Linked DNA regions of Homo sapiens: region 1 is linked to region 2. A link is an interaction called in ENCODE POLR2A ChIA-PET data of the cell type or tissue named here. Cell type or tissue: A673. All regions are shown on one strand. Region 1 has its middle 80 kb from the start of MYCBP2. Region 2 overlaps MYCBP2 (MYC binding protein 2).

The links. ChIA-PET counts read pairs that join two places held together with the same protein. Peaks named below come from ENCODE experiments on the same cell type or tissue, not always from the same donor. Only the 100,000 strongest peaks of a DNase experiment are listed, where the experiment ranks them.
Region 1: POLR2A ChIA-PET joins it to region 2 with 5 read pairs; 2 of 35 experiments call an interaction of 5 or more read pairs at or near these places.

The regions. Positions count from the first base shown.
Region 1 is chr13:77,405,450-77,409,449 of GRCh38, reverse strand. No RefSeq gene overlaps it. Among named protein-coding and RNA genes, the nearest start is that of MYCBP2, 80 kb to the right of the region's middle. In A673, no CTCF peak of the experiment used is centred here; a DNase peak (open chromatin) is centred at 2,219.
Region 2 is chr13:77,284,501-77,288,500 of GRCh38, reverse strand. It overlaps MYCBP2 (MYC binding protein 2), which reads left to right. Exons shown (of 83, transcript NM_015057.5): 3 at 125-340. The region is part of intron 2 of LOC124903184 (a long non-coding RNA gene); the gene reads right to left. Among named protein-coding and RNA genes, the nearest start is that of MYCBP2, 41 kb to the left of the region's middle. In A673, no CTCF peak of the experiment used is centred here; no DNase peak of the experiment used is centred here.

The sequences.
Region 1 (4,000 bases), 120 kb before region 2:
AATTACTCAGCCTCAGGTATTCCTTTGTAGCAATGCAAAGTGGACTAAGACACCGTTCCGGTGTTATCTACCACCACTCTGCAATTTGAACCCACTAAACAGGTTCATGCATGTCTCCCAAATGTGCCTTGTGCCTTCCTATCTATATACCTTTTGTTAGCTATTCCCCCTATAAAATAATGCCCTCTATCATACCATTTACTCAAGCATTCCCCATCCAATAAGACTTATTCAAATTCCACATCTCCCATGAAGTCTTTTTTATTCATTCCAACTTGAAATGATTTCTCACTCCTCTGAACTCTCAGGTCACTCATTTGACCTTCATATATATTATCTTGCATTATTAATTTTATTTTCCTGTTCCTGTAATTAACTGTATTCCTAGATCTTTGAGGATGCAGTGATTGTATATTATCACTCTGGATATCTGTTGTATATTAAAATACTCAGTAAATATTTAGTGGACTGAACTTAAGGTCAGAGGCCCTGTCTTGGAGTATCTATCTCTGTATCTCCCCAGCTCCAGCACTTGCTAAATAAAGCTAAGCAACTAAAAATGGTACCCAGTACTGGCTCAGATTGGTTGAAATACAAACGCTTGTTTTCCTTTTTTTTTTTTTTTTTGCCAGTATATATCTTCTTTTCTAAAGCAACACTATATTGCTAGAATTTGAAATTTTTCTACCAAATAGAATTAGAACAAAACTACAAATTACAGAGGAAAAAGTACAAACCACATTGTAGTGATATTATTTCTCTGTTTCTCAAATCATGCACAATCACTATAGGCAAATTTGAAAGTAGAGAAACACGCAAAATACATATTTTCAAAAAAAAATCATTTACAGCAGCTACCCAAATAATTTTGTTTAGTTATAATATTCATGAAAAAAGGAATCAGATGTGGGGGCCACTGTTTGTGTGGAGTTTGCATGCTCTCCCCCATGCCTGTGTGGGTTTCCTCCAGGTCCTCTGATTTCCTCCCACATCCCAAAGATGTGCACATTAGGTGTGTCTTAATTGTCCTCATATGAGTGAGTGTGTGTGTGTGTGTTTATGTGTCAGTGCGCCCTGTAATGGGATGGTATCCTGTCCAGCACAGGTTCGTGCCCTGCACCCTGAGCTGCCAACATAGGCTCCAGTCACCAGCAATTCTGAACTGGAATAAGCAGGTTGGGAAATGAATGAATGGATACAAATTGTTGTAAGATAAAAATCAGTCAAGTTTATGATAACCATACAAATGCAGGACAATGAATGAGGCAGTAGGAAAGCATTCATCAAACCACCATATTTGTGATTGTTTTTGAACTTCATGGTAGGAAGAGGTGCTCCTTACAATTTTTGCTCCTTACAAATTTCACTTACAATTACAATTAAGCATTTATTCCTTAATTTAAGCCACCACCACAACAATTGTCATCACTCACTCATTCACCAAAAATTGGGTAAATCATTACTGTGTTTTTATTAATTTTTCTTCAATATATATATAGCTGACATTTATTTCAGTACCTAGTAGAAGTGTTTTGGGTGTTTATTTAGAAGTTTGGTGATGTTTCATGACCAGTGATATGCCATAGGGACTTAATTTTTGTTTATATCAGTCTATGGTAAAAGTGGTTTTGTTATATCTTGTTGTATTTAAGTCATGGTTTCCAAGAACCTACCCACATTGTTAAGTGAGGACTTGCTGTATGATTCTACTATCTGGAGATAGCCACTATTAATTTTCTGGTACATAATCCTTCTCATTAGGCCTTCTTTATACTGCCGACCTACCTAGGTCTTTTCTAAATGAAATTACCCTACCCATACATAGCTTCTACGATGTGAAACTTACACCTTCTCCCATTACTCCAGCTGTAGGTAGGCATCTCCGTAGAAAACTAATCAACTGATTGTCCAGCAACTAACTCAGATCAATAAGATTCCAAGTAATAATTTCTGTCTTCAGAATTTAAACTAAAAAACAGCAATAAGTTCTGAAACCAAAAGGTTATGAATTAAAGAAACCATACTGTTCTACAGGCAAGTTAAATTTACAAGAAGCAGGCATTATGCACACGCCAGTTGAAAATGGAACAGAAAGAAGCTGGGAGTCACAGTCACTGTGTGACTGAGCCACATTAAACGGCAGTATTAGAGGGAAGCCTCCAAATTCTGATCCCCTGGAGCCTCCTTAAAGCCAGAACTTCCTCTAGCTCCAGACTTCATGACATCAGCTGTATAATGGCTTCAACTCCTGGATTCCCAGGAGATTTCTCTTACAATTTCTTACGTAGCCCATCAATGAGATCTCTTTACTCAAGCAAGCTTGAATATTTTAAGAACAAAACTAAGGACTGTCCTAGACTTTTTCCACATACCTATGGAAAAAAATATATATATATATATTTTAAATACTTCATATATATATATAAATATATATATAAAGTGTGTATATATATATATACTTCAAAACATAGTACATATGCTGCTTAGAAGCCTGCTTTTTGACACAGTGATATGCTATAGACATTAAATATTAATGTGCATCTCCAATTCAAATGGCTTCATGACATTTGTTATAGCATGATCTGTTTATCCTACACTCCTGACATTTAAATCGTTTCCAGTTCTACCTTACTATAAACTTCTTCATTTGACACTCTTGGCATATATTGTATCTTCCAGTTGTTTCCTCAGGATAAGAATACATTCTTCATACAATATTATTAACATATTTATCAAAATTCTATCCTTTAACTTCTAAGCTGCCAAATATTAATTAAAATAAGTAGGGTTTGGAAACAAAAATGTGATTGCAATTACATTCTATAAGCACTGTTCTAAGACATGCAGAATAAGGATTCGTAAGGTCGAAATTCAGGGATGGGCATCAGGGATTTCATGGTTCCCCTAATATTATATGCAAACATTTATGTTCATGTACATATTTGCATCTTTCCTTAAGCAGGTCTATAGCTTTAAACAAATTCTCAAAGAGTCCATATCAATACGAGGTCAAAATATCTCTGATATGGACACTCAATAAACTTCATATATATATATATATATATATAAAAATATATATAATATATATAAAACAATGATTATATGAACTCAAATTATAATAACAAAATGCATTGAATCTATTTAGCATTATGTCTGACACATTTAAATAAATTTTAATTAATTTTAATTAATATAATTAATAATAATCATATATACCAAATTTTCTATTGCATTATACAGTCTTTTAGATGACAGATGATATCTATCATTAAAAATACATCCACAGAAATGATGGATATAAATGGATGTGAAAGATATCCACTGAAATGATGATATCCATATGCCCACAAATTAAACATAACCTTGCTAATCTATGTCCAGACTCCTACCATGCAGCTGTAGCATTTTTATTAATTGTGGACAGAGAGCAATTTATTTTCTGCTTGATAAGGTAGGTGATAGTAGCACAACGAACCAAATTATGTGAATAATTCTCATTTTCCCACCTATTTTAGTATTATCAAATAAAGTTGTCAGTCTATTATTTTATCTTGAACAACTCACTGCAGCTATACTTAACTTAGTCTTTACTGATTTTCTTATGGCCTTTTACTCTTTCTTGAGAGAGAAGATATTCTGTCAGGATGAAATAACCACCTACAAAAAGCTTGATTTTTTTTTCATACAGTCTGAGTTTAAATCACCTGAAAAAAATTCATCGGTGCACTTACGTAGATCCAGGCACTATTTTTAATGATGATACTGATAGTGACTTTTCCTGAAATTGAGTTACAGCTTCTTATGTGATGAACACATTATTTAATTACTTTCATTTGAAATTTTCTTGTATACTTTTAGTGATGTGTGGCCCACAGTGTCATTCTAAATTATTGTTATAGTGTAAATGTAGAACCAACTCACACAGAATTCCTTTCTTGGAGCCGTTAGAACAACCTCATTTACCTAAGTCAAGGGTTCTCTACTAAGAAATGCTGTGAGT
Region 2 (4,000 bases):
TCTGCTGTGTCACATAATGTGTCTTCTGCAAGTCAGTTAGTGTGTCTAATCTTTACTTTTATGTAAAATGGGACTTGATGATAGAAAAGAGTGTGAAATGGAAATATTCTGTTTTGTATTTCAGTCTGAAAACTTAGAGAATACAGTAATCATACCAGATATCAAACTACATAGCAATCCTTCTGCTTTCAATATTTACTGTAATGTACGCCATTGCGTTCTGGAATGGCAGAAAAAGGAAATATCATTGGCAGCCGCATCTAAGAACTCTGTGCAGAGTGGAGAATCAGATAGTGATGAAGAAGAGGAATCCAAAGAGCCCCCTATCAAGCTTCCAAAGGTAAGCCACTGAGTTCTATTAATATTTAGATGTGTAACCTGCAGGTGTTCTGGCTATAATGCATATATACGCATTGCTAAAATACTTTGCTTTATGTAAAATTGCACACTAAAAATAACACGGCTTATGGGCAAAAATAGATTTGGAGCAGAAAAGGAAAACTCTGCAACTTTATAACTAAGGTGCTAACAAAGTCAATAATTGATAATTCACTGGAAAGCGCAGGAAGGGAGATCAGTGGGTTGGAGTCTGTTATAGGGGCAATTAAAAAATGTACAAAAGCAGTAGGGTGGAAATGCTAGTATAGAGGCATTGAGCCATGGCAGATGGAAGTAGAGCTCTGAGCCAGTGAGCCGAGAGTAAGGTGGGCACAAGAGAAAGCCAAGAGCCCTGGAAAGCTGGGAGGTGCTCCTCACCTGGGATGCAGGTATGCGTTTTTATTTTTCTTGAAATAGAACTACAAAGCCTCTCAGCTGTGTAGTAGCAGGGCTGAGAGCCTTTTCCTTTCTGCCTAAGCTTATAATTGTACTCTTGATATTGTGGTTTCCCTTGATTAGGAAAAAAAAAAATCACCTATGAACCAACTGAACTTCTGCATTATTCTGATATTACTCCCTTATTTACCAGGAGCATATAAACTAGTTGGTATTTCTATAATAGAAGCATGTATTGTAGGCCGGGCGCAGTGGCTCTCACACCTGTAATCCCAGCACTTTGGGAGGCCAAGGCGGGTGGATCACCTGAGGTCAGGAGTTTGAGAACAGCCTGGCCAACATGGTGAAACCCTGTCTCTACTAAAAATACAAAAATTAGCCCGGCATTGTGGCAGTCGCCTATAATCCCAGCTACTCAGAGGCTGAGGCAGGAAAATTGCTTGAACCCAGGAGGCGGAGGTTGCAGTGAGCCGAGATCATGCCATTGCACTCCGGCCTGGGTGACAGAGTGAGACTGTCTCAAAAAAAAAAAAAGAAACTGGCTGGGCGTAATGGCTCACGCCTGTAATCCCAGCTCTTTGGGAGGCCAAGGCGGGCGGATCACGAGGTCAGGAGATCGAGACCATCCTGGCTAACACGGTGAAACCCCGTCTGTACTAAAAACACAAAAAAAACTTAGCCCGTCACGGTGGCGGGCGCCTGTAGTCCCAGCTACTCGGGAGGCTGAGGCAGGAGAATGGCGTGAACCCGGGAGGCGGAGCTTGCAGTGAGCCGAGATGGCGCCACTGCACTCCAGCCTGGACAACAGAGCTAGACTCCATTTACCAAAACAAAAAACCTGTATTATAGAACTACTCTCAGTTTACTCTGTTCTGTTTAAGTATTGGTATATTTAAGACTGGAAGGTCTATATATATATATATATATATATATATATTTTTTTTTTTTTTTTTTTTTTTTTTTTTTTTTTTGAGACGGAGTCTAGCTCTGTTGCCCAGGCTGGAGTGCAGTGGTGCCATCTCGGCTCACTGCAAGCTCCGCCTCCCAGGTTCAGGCCATTCTCCTGCCTCAGCCTCCCAAGTAGCTGGGACTACAGGCACCTGCCACCGCGCCCGGCTAATTTTTTTTTGTATTTTTAGTAGAGACGGGGTTTCACCGTGTTAGCCGGGATGGTCTCGATCTCCTGACCTCGTGATCCGCCTGCCTCGGCCTCCCAACGTGCTGGGATTACAGGCGTGAGCCACTGCACCCAGCCTGTTATATATATTTTTTCTATATAGTAGATATAGTTAATATTTACAACAAAAGAATAGGTGAAAATATAGACATTTTTAAATGGTGCCTTTATATGACTTATGCATATTGCTTTTTTCTAAACAGAGCTATTCAAAATGATTTTATAATTATAAATGATTTATGACTATTGCCTTTTTACTAAACTGATACCTTAAAATTATGCCTTGAAAGCTTATACATATCCACAAGGGATTGTGTAAATATTTTTTACTACTTGGAAATAGCAGCATAAATGGAACCTGGTCTGAGTTCTTTTGCACATTTTATGGTGGCTGTTCCTAAGTACACCACCATCCTTAATCATATTGTCAGGTTCTTCTCACCTTATTCTCGGCAGATGGCTTGCTTCATATTTCATAGAGTAATACAAGTTTTGTGAACTTACTCAGCTTCTTGATCAGCCATCTTCACATGTCCTTTTTGCCTCCTGTTTTAGAGTGGGACCCTTTTCTTTTTCTTATTTCCTTTGTCTGCAATGTCCTAACTGTACCTACTCTAATAGCTCCTTCCTTCCTTCCTTTGCTTTCCTTTGCTTTCCTTTCCTTTCCTTTCCTTTCCTTTCCTTTCCTTTCCCTTCCTTTCTCCTTTTTTCTTTTCCCTTTCCTTTTCCCTTTTCCTTTGCCTTTCCCTTTCCTTTCCTTTCTTTCACGGAGTTTTGCTCTTGCTGTCCAGGCTGGAGTGCAATGGCATGATCTTGGCTTACTGAAACCTGTGCCTCCTGGGTTCAAGCAATTCTCCTGCCTCAGCCTCCTGAGTAGCTGGGATTACAGGCATGTGCCACCGCGCCTGGCTAATTTTGTATTTTTATTAGAGATGGGGTTTCTCCATGTTGGTAAAGCTGGTCTCAAACTCTGGACCTCAGGTGATCTACCCACCTTGGCCTCCCAAAGTGCTGGGATTACAGGTGTGAGTCACCGTGCCTGGCCAATAGCTTCTTTCTTTAACCTAAAACAAACATGTTTATCTTTAATATGGGAGCTGCTCTACATAGAAATTATGGTCTCTAATTGTAATTTCTTATGCTTAACTAGGAGAGATTGAGATAAAAAACATAGTTGAGTTAGGACGTAGGGCTGGAGGACTTGTATAATTTACTTTTTAGTTAGAATACCAATTCTGTGTATGTGTGAGTCACACTGTATTATAGTAATTGTGCTACTTAAGTTCAATATTGTGAGAGAAAACAAAAGCCTGGGTAAATTTTTTACACAGGTATGCAGATTTTGAATAGTAAACTGTAGTTCAAATTAAATTGCATAAACAAGAACAATGGATTCCTAGGGTGTTTAAAAACATCAGGATTAGTGAGTATTAAATGAAATATCAGGCATTCTTAAGATAACCTTTTGCAGCATAATTAACAGAGTCAAAGGGGTATCTTTCAAAGAAAATTAAAGAAGATCAGATAGCCCAAGTGATTAATACTGAATTTTCTACCAAGTACTGACCTGTCTGCAAACAGGGTTAGCATGGGTTATGGAGCCAAACTGCTGGGGTTCAAACACCATTAAAATTACTAGCTATGTGACACTGGAAGTTATTTGACACATCCGTGCCTCAGTTTTGTCATCTATAGATTGGGGGTTGCATCTACCTCATAGGGTTGTAGTGACAATTTAAATGAATTAATGGATGTTGAGTGCTTGAGAGAACAGTACCTGGCAGAAAGAAGTGCTCGGTAAATGATATATATAGTTGTAAGTGTCAGTTTAGGTGCAAACAAGAAAATGTGTAGGTGCAAATGAATTTGAGTTACTTGTCAAGGAACTCTTCAGTTTATTAAAAAAATTATGCAAGCAAATGAAACTTCTAGAGAATCAGTGCAATCACCTGATGAATGAGAGGTAAAGAGAGGAAGAAGTGATGAGATGCCTCTATGCAGAGGCAAGCAGATACTATGGGTGGGGAGTGAAACTTTCAGGTGATATTT